2 separate regions of the Homo sapiens genome follow, and region 1 is linked to region 2. A link is a loop called in an ENCODE intact Hi-C map of the cell type or tissue named here. Cell type or tissue: Calu3. All regions are shown on one strand. Links, peaks and the distances in the headings refer to the core of each region. The heading gives the core; the rest is flanking DNA. Region 1 has its middle 76 kb from the start of UXS1. Region 2 overlaps UXS1 (UDP-glucuronate decarboxylase 1).

Evidence for each region. A loop is a pair of places that touch in the nucleus more often than their neighbours do. Peaks named below come from ENCODE experiments on the same cell type or tissue, not always from the same donor. Only the 100,000 strongest peaks of a DNase experiment are listed, where the experiment ranks them.
Region 1: a loop joins it to region 2, with 3 times the contacts of the local background. A loop is called at or near these places in 6 of 110 quality-filtered maps.

Annotation. Positions count from the first base shown.
Region 1 is chr2:106,268,889-106,271,795 of GRCh38, forward strand. No RefSeq gene overlaps it. Among named protein-coding and RNA genes, the nearest start is that of UXS1, 76 kb to the left of the region's middle. In Calu3, for the core only: no CTCF peak of the experiment used is centred there; DNase peaks (open chromatin) are centred at 1,033 and 1,303.
Region 2 is chr2:106,102,862-106,105,768 of GRCh38, forward strand. It overlaps UXS1 (UDP-glucuronate decarboxylase 1), which reads right to left. Exons shown (of 15, transcript NM_001253875.2): 11 at 1,933-1,976. Among named protein-coding and RNA genes, the nearest start is that of ECRG4, 39 kb to the left of the region's middle. In Calu3, for the core only: a CTCF peak has its summit at 1,695 (motif pointing right); a DNase peak (open chromatin) is centred at 1,680.

The DNA of each region.
Region 1 (2,907 bases), core at 253-2,752, 170 kb after region 2:
AGAGAGTCTGCCTCCAAAGGAAAGAAAGAAAGAGGAAGGACTATGTATACTGATACAGACGATGCTGCAAGATATAATGTGAGTGACAAAGGCAACATGCAGAATAGTGAATATAACATATTACCATTTATGTGAAAAAATATATATATTCACAAATGTTCATAAGCATATAAGATATTTATCATAGGATAACCAAGAAACCTAGGAGTGATTGCATTGGGGGTAATTAAATGAAATGAAAGGCAGAGGAGAGAGGAAAACTTACTTTTCCCTTTAGGACCTTCAAAAGTTTGTTCATGTGTGTATTTACCAGTAGAAAATATGGTCGGGTGCGGTGGCTCACGCCTATAATCCCAGCATTTTGAGAGGCTGAGGCGGGCAGGTCACGAGGTCAGGAGTTTGAGACCAGCCTGGCCAACAAGGTAAAACCCCGTTTCTACTGAAAAACAAAAATTAGCAGGGCGGTAGTGGTGCGGACCTGTAACCCCAGCTACTGGGGAGGCTGAGGCAGGAGAATCGCTTGAGCTTGGGAGGCGGAGGTTGCAGTGAGTCGAGATCGCACCAGTGCACTCCAGCCTGGGCGAGAGAGTGAGACTGTCTTGGAAAAAAAAAAAGTATAAGTTTTTGCTTCCAATAACATTTGGGGGAAACTAAAAGCGTTATTAAACTTTAAACCACATGAAAGAAGAATATGAAATAGTCTCCGCTCAGAGTGAAAATGATGAGTAACTGTTGGTAGACAATACCAGTAAAGACACAGTGAATTGGCAAAAACGGACCCCTAAGCGACGGTGCCCTGAGGAGTCACGGAAGTTCGGGTGAAGAGTGCGGGGCCTGGGCAGGAAGTTCCTGGGAGTGGTTTGAACAAACGGTCCTGCAAGGTCAGCCAGACGGGGAGCGTGCTTCAGGGAGACAGCGAGTTCAGCGCTCGGTGGAGCAGCACCGTCGGCCAGGTGCATGGTCACTGAACAGAGGAGCCCAGGCCCACAGCCAACAGGAACACGGGAAGTGACTGGCCCATGTACTAGAAGTCGTATTTACTCTGTGTCCGTCAACCCGCGCCAGCTGTCAGCTCACGGCTCTCGGCCGCCTTTGGGTGGAGGGAGGGCGTTGCCAGAGCAGCATCATAAAGTACATAGGTCTGCCCACGTCGGGACGCGTGGGTCCGCGTCTGCAGGTTCCTATCGCTCCCCGTTTTCTGAATATTGGGAGATATTCCACACCCTGGTCACACTCCCTAACCCAGCTCGCTCCAGGCGTCCCACGCTCAGCGTTCAGGGTCACCTCCCTGCACCCTGGCCGGCCCCGCCCCACCAAACCACGCCCACCTACCGAACCCACCCCCCACCGAACCAAGCCTGGCGGATCCTGCTTCATCAAACCACGTCCACTCGGTGGCTCCTAACTGGGCCAAAGCCCGCTGCCCCTCCGCACCAGCTGGGGTCCTACTTCTCCATCAGGCTCATTACGCACTTCAGTTTTCTTTCCCTAACATGTTATAAGCACTTTAAGGGCGGAGCCAGTGCCTGTGGGATACTTTCAATATCCCTTGAAGAAATGAATGACATAATTGCCCCTTCCCAATCCTGATCACCCCAAAGATGGGGCCAGCTGTCCTCACTGAGGCCAGGAGACTCTCAGGAATGTGAGTCCTGCTAACCCTTAAAGGGACACTTACAGAGCAAGAGTAGCAACAGTGAGAAGAGGGTGGGGTGTCCCGTCACAGCCCTTAGCACATGTCCGCAGAGCAAAGCTAGGTGGCTCCCAGCCCTCGGGGCAGCAACACAGGCCCGCACCTCCACTGCCACAGCTATGCTCTCAGCTGTTGGTGAAAACTTCCCTGGCACCACTCGGGACCTGGGCCCCTCCGCAAGCACTGCGTTGTAGTGACCATGGTTTTTCCTGTGCCTGTGGTTCCTGTGTGTGTCCCTGTCACTCTCGGTCTCTGCAGCCACCCACACCCTTTGCAGCCTTTAAGTCTCTGCGAGTTGGGGAGCAGAGCCCATCTCCTTTCCTGGGTGGGGAGACCTCAGTGCACACAGCACACACCCAAGTCTGTCGGGGATCAGGGCTGGCACAGACTCACCGGTGGTCAGGCCTTCCCACCTTCCCTCCTTATCCTGGGAAACCTGTACTTCTATCCATTCCAAATCAAAGTGCAACGCTTCTACCTCCCCGCAACACACATAACATACACCACACACCAGCTCCTCTTGTTGACGAGGAAGTGAGACCACTTTTGTATGAGGAAATGTGGTCATTTTTATCCAGATGCCAGGTGTACCCCTGGTCCTAGGTAGAAACTGAGCTCCTTCCAGCCTTAGAGGCTTCTGTGAACTGCCCACACACTTGCACAGCTGGCCTTGCCCTGCCCTGGCAGACAGAGGGACCTTGCCCACCTTCTCCTAAAGCCACCCTTGCCCAGCTCTGACTGGAAGGGGCTCTGAGGCAGCGTCTGTGTTCCCTCACATATCCCGATGTTACAGCAGAGGCTCTCAACCCCATGCCAGCTTTAAAAATCCCCAATGCATTTCTGAAAAGAAAACAAACTGCTTTTCTTTACTCTCACACAATACTGCTGATGCCAAATGTGTATTTTTCCCCTCACATTAAGCAATTCTGACACTAAATATCCGGGGTTAGTGCAGACCCCACAAGCTAAGGGCTCAGTCCTACAAGACTGCCCTCACTTCAGACACCAGTCACAATCCTAAGAGCTACCCACAATCCTAACCAACTGACTGTCAATCACAACCCTCTCCTTGGGTTCCATAATTTGCTAGGATGACTTATAGAACTCAAGAAATCACTTTACTTACTATTGGTGGTTCATTACAAGGAATACAACTGAGGAACAGCCGAATGGAAGAGATGGACACGGCAAGGGTGAGGGGTGGGCACTGCAAA
Region 2 (2,907 bases), core at 300-2,799:
GCAAAGTCCCTGAAGCCTCATCATCTCAGACTCTGCTAATGTGAAACCAGAGAGGATCACCAGAGTGGGGAGTAAATAAATACTACTGAAGTGTTATGAAATGGGTTTTCTAAAAGGGTTAACAACCATGTGTCTAGGGAAACTGCTCATGCCCTCTTTTCAAGTAGTCAAGTGGTGTGGGAGAGGACGATGCATGTGATGGCAGCTAGGAGCATGAGCCACGACCATCAAAGCAGGCACAGGACAGTGACCAGGCCATCAGAGCGGGCCAGGGTGCATTTTGTCCTGAGCTGGGACAGCACATAGCACAGGCATCACTGAATGCTCAAAATATTTTAGTCCTAGCAAAAAGAAAAGTCTCTGAGGCTATTTTAAATGAATTTTGCACACAATGCCCTTGAGATAATGAGAGCAGAAAGAAGAATGGGTCCTGACTGGTTTCCTTTTACCGCACAACATCTCATTGATATTCCATGTGGTGTGGGGGCTGGAGAAGCCTGGGCGCCACTGGTGAGGCAGCCCGAGGCAGGCACACATAACCGAGGACAGCAAGACTCCCTCAGAAAAGGGCACAGCTGGGTGAGTGGAGGAGGATGGGATAAGAACGCGTCACTATGGAAAGACGGTACTCAATCCAAGGGAGGCCCACAATTTGGTCCCCATACAGAAGTGTGCCATGATAGTTTCCTCCAGGGACATAGTGCCTACGTTAAGTGCTTTGAAATGAACACAGTCCCAAAGCGGGGGCAGCTGCCATTTCCCTGTTAAATCGCTTTTTAGAATATGCATGCCTATTTGGGCCACAAAGTTGGTTATAGTACACTTCTGGGCTTTTGCCCCTTGAGGCAAGATATTAATGGGTGGGGAGGAAAAAACTACTGGCTGTGTAAATGTTTACTCACAGCTTTCTTTTGGAGTAAATGGAAATTCACAAATACTTTCAGCAAAAATCTACAGTGGTTATTTTGATTTCTTTTTAAAATTTTATTTTACTACCAGTTCCATTTCTCCACGGGACTCCTACCCAGGACCCCTACCTAAGGGTCCTGGGTAGGTACAATTTTATGTGGTTGCTTTGGCTGAGGTGGGACTTGGGGGCTGCCCCGACCTGCACAACAGCCACCATCTCACCCTAGTGCCCCTGGGATGGCCCTAAGACAGCAGGAATAACACTTCCTGATTGACAGGCATACTGGGGTATTTGCAATGAAGAGTGAAAATATGTGGGTTCAAAATATAGAACTGGGTTTTACAACAATTCAGGATACCAGAAACTTTCACAGAATTTACAATAGCCACATACTGGTGGATGCACTTTGGCATACACAACTGCTTCTATCCTAACTACTCTGAGAATCCACACTGCCTTCTAAAATTAATCACCAACGGAATGGAACAACAGAACAGTGGGTTTATAAGGGCTGCCAAGAAAGCAATAAAAATCACCACGTGAATCTATTCAAAAAATATATTTTTATCTGCATTTAGTTTCAGCGTGAAATTCAACATAAGAACACTATCTACCTTGTGCCCTCCACAAGGACTATCTCCTCCACCCCGCGAGCCATGTTTGCAATGGGTCAGATTCTGGCATTCACAGGTCTGCTGGATGCAAAAGGCCATCTCTTAACTCCACCTGCGCTGAAATCACCCAAGTCACCCTCAGAGCTGGGCAACTTCACCCACACACCGCTAGGTGGCAGTAAAAGATTAGCACATGAGTCACGATAGTCATGGAGATGAATGCAAATTTTAACTTTTAAACAGAGAACAGCAAGTTTTCCCATCATAAAATTAAAAATTTTTAATCAATATATAGTGTTAGCGTTGTGGAAATGGTTAACATATACAAGACACTGAACTGTCTGTCAAGTTGGCATGACCCCTGCTCCAAAGCACTGCTAAGGCTGGGGCAGGGCAGGACAGTCTTACCTGACGTACTGGAACGCCCTTGTCTGAGACCCGGATCCGTATACCTGGAAGGAAACCAACAGTTAGGCCTCCTGATAAAACCACACCCGTCCTGCGTAGGTGTCCTTGAAACTCCAGGGGACACAGTCCGACCTTGAAACTGATCCCAGGGGGCAGTGATGCTGACTCAAAGCATCTAGCACCACATCCCGCACTCTACTTCGAGACCATGCCTTGACAGTGAGATGGTGGCAGCAATACCTAAAGTGTGCACCTGGTATAGCTGTGTAAAGTTTTCCCTCAAAAGACAGTGCCTGAAGGAATTCGCTTCTGCTGGAGTCTTACGATGTGTCAGGCATCATGTGAGGCTCTGGGGGGCTGTGACCTCAGAGTCCAGCTAGGTGACAGATCTACACACAAACATTAATACATGCATTTAACTGGGGTTCCTCACACTGACTGCCCAACAGCAGAGCTGGGGATGCCGCCCAGGCTGGTTCACAGACTGTTTGGGATGAGGCCGGCATCTCCTGGTATTGTTACAGCTAGCTCCCCAGGAGATTCTAATATAAGGCCAAGGTGGAGAGGCATGCAGGAGACTCTGAAAGTGATGCGGAGGTGGCAGGAGGAGGGTCACATTCCCCTTTGTTTCCACTGCACATTTGCTCCACACTTCCATAGCTTGGCTTGTGTTCTTTGCTCTGCCAGCTGAGACCGTCTTGTCTACTTTCCACCTGGCAGAGTGCTACTCATCCTTTAGGGACAAGCTCTGATGCCACCTCCTGGAGAAGCTTCTCTGGCTCATTGCCCAGGGAAAGCCCTTTGCCAACTGCCCCCAACTGTGAACTCCCCAGAAGGACTGGTGTCCGAACCCCCTTTGCCCTGCTGGAGCCCAGCACGATGTGAGGTGCGATACCAGCATGGGATGAGCATCTGCTGAATGACCTGCGGAGCGCCACGGATCACGCCACTCACTGAGGCGGAGACGGCAACAGA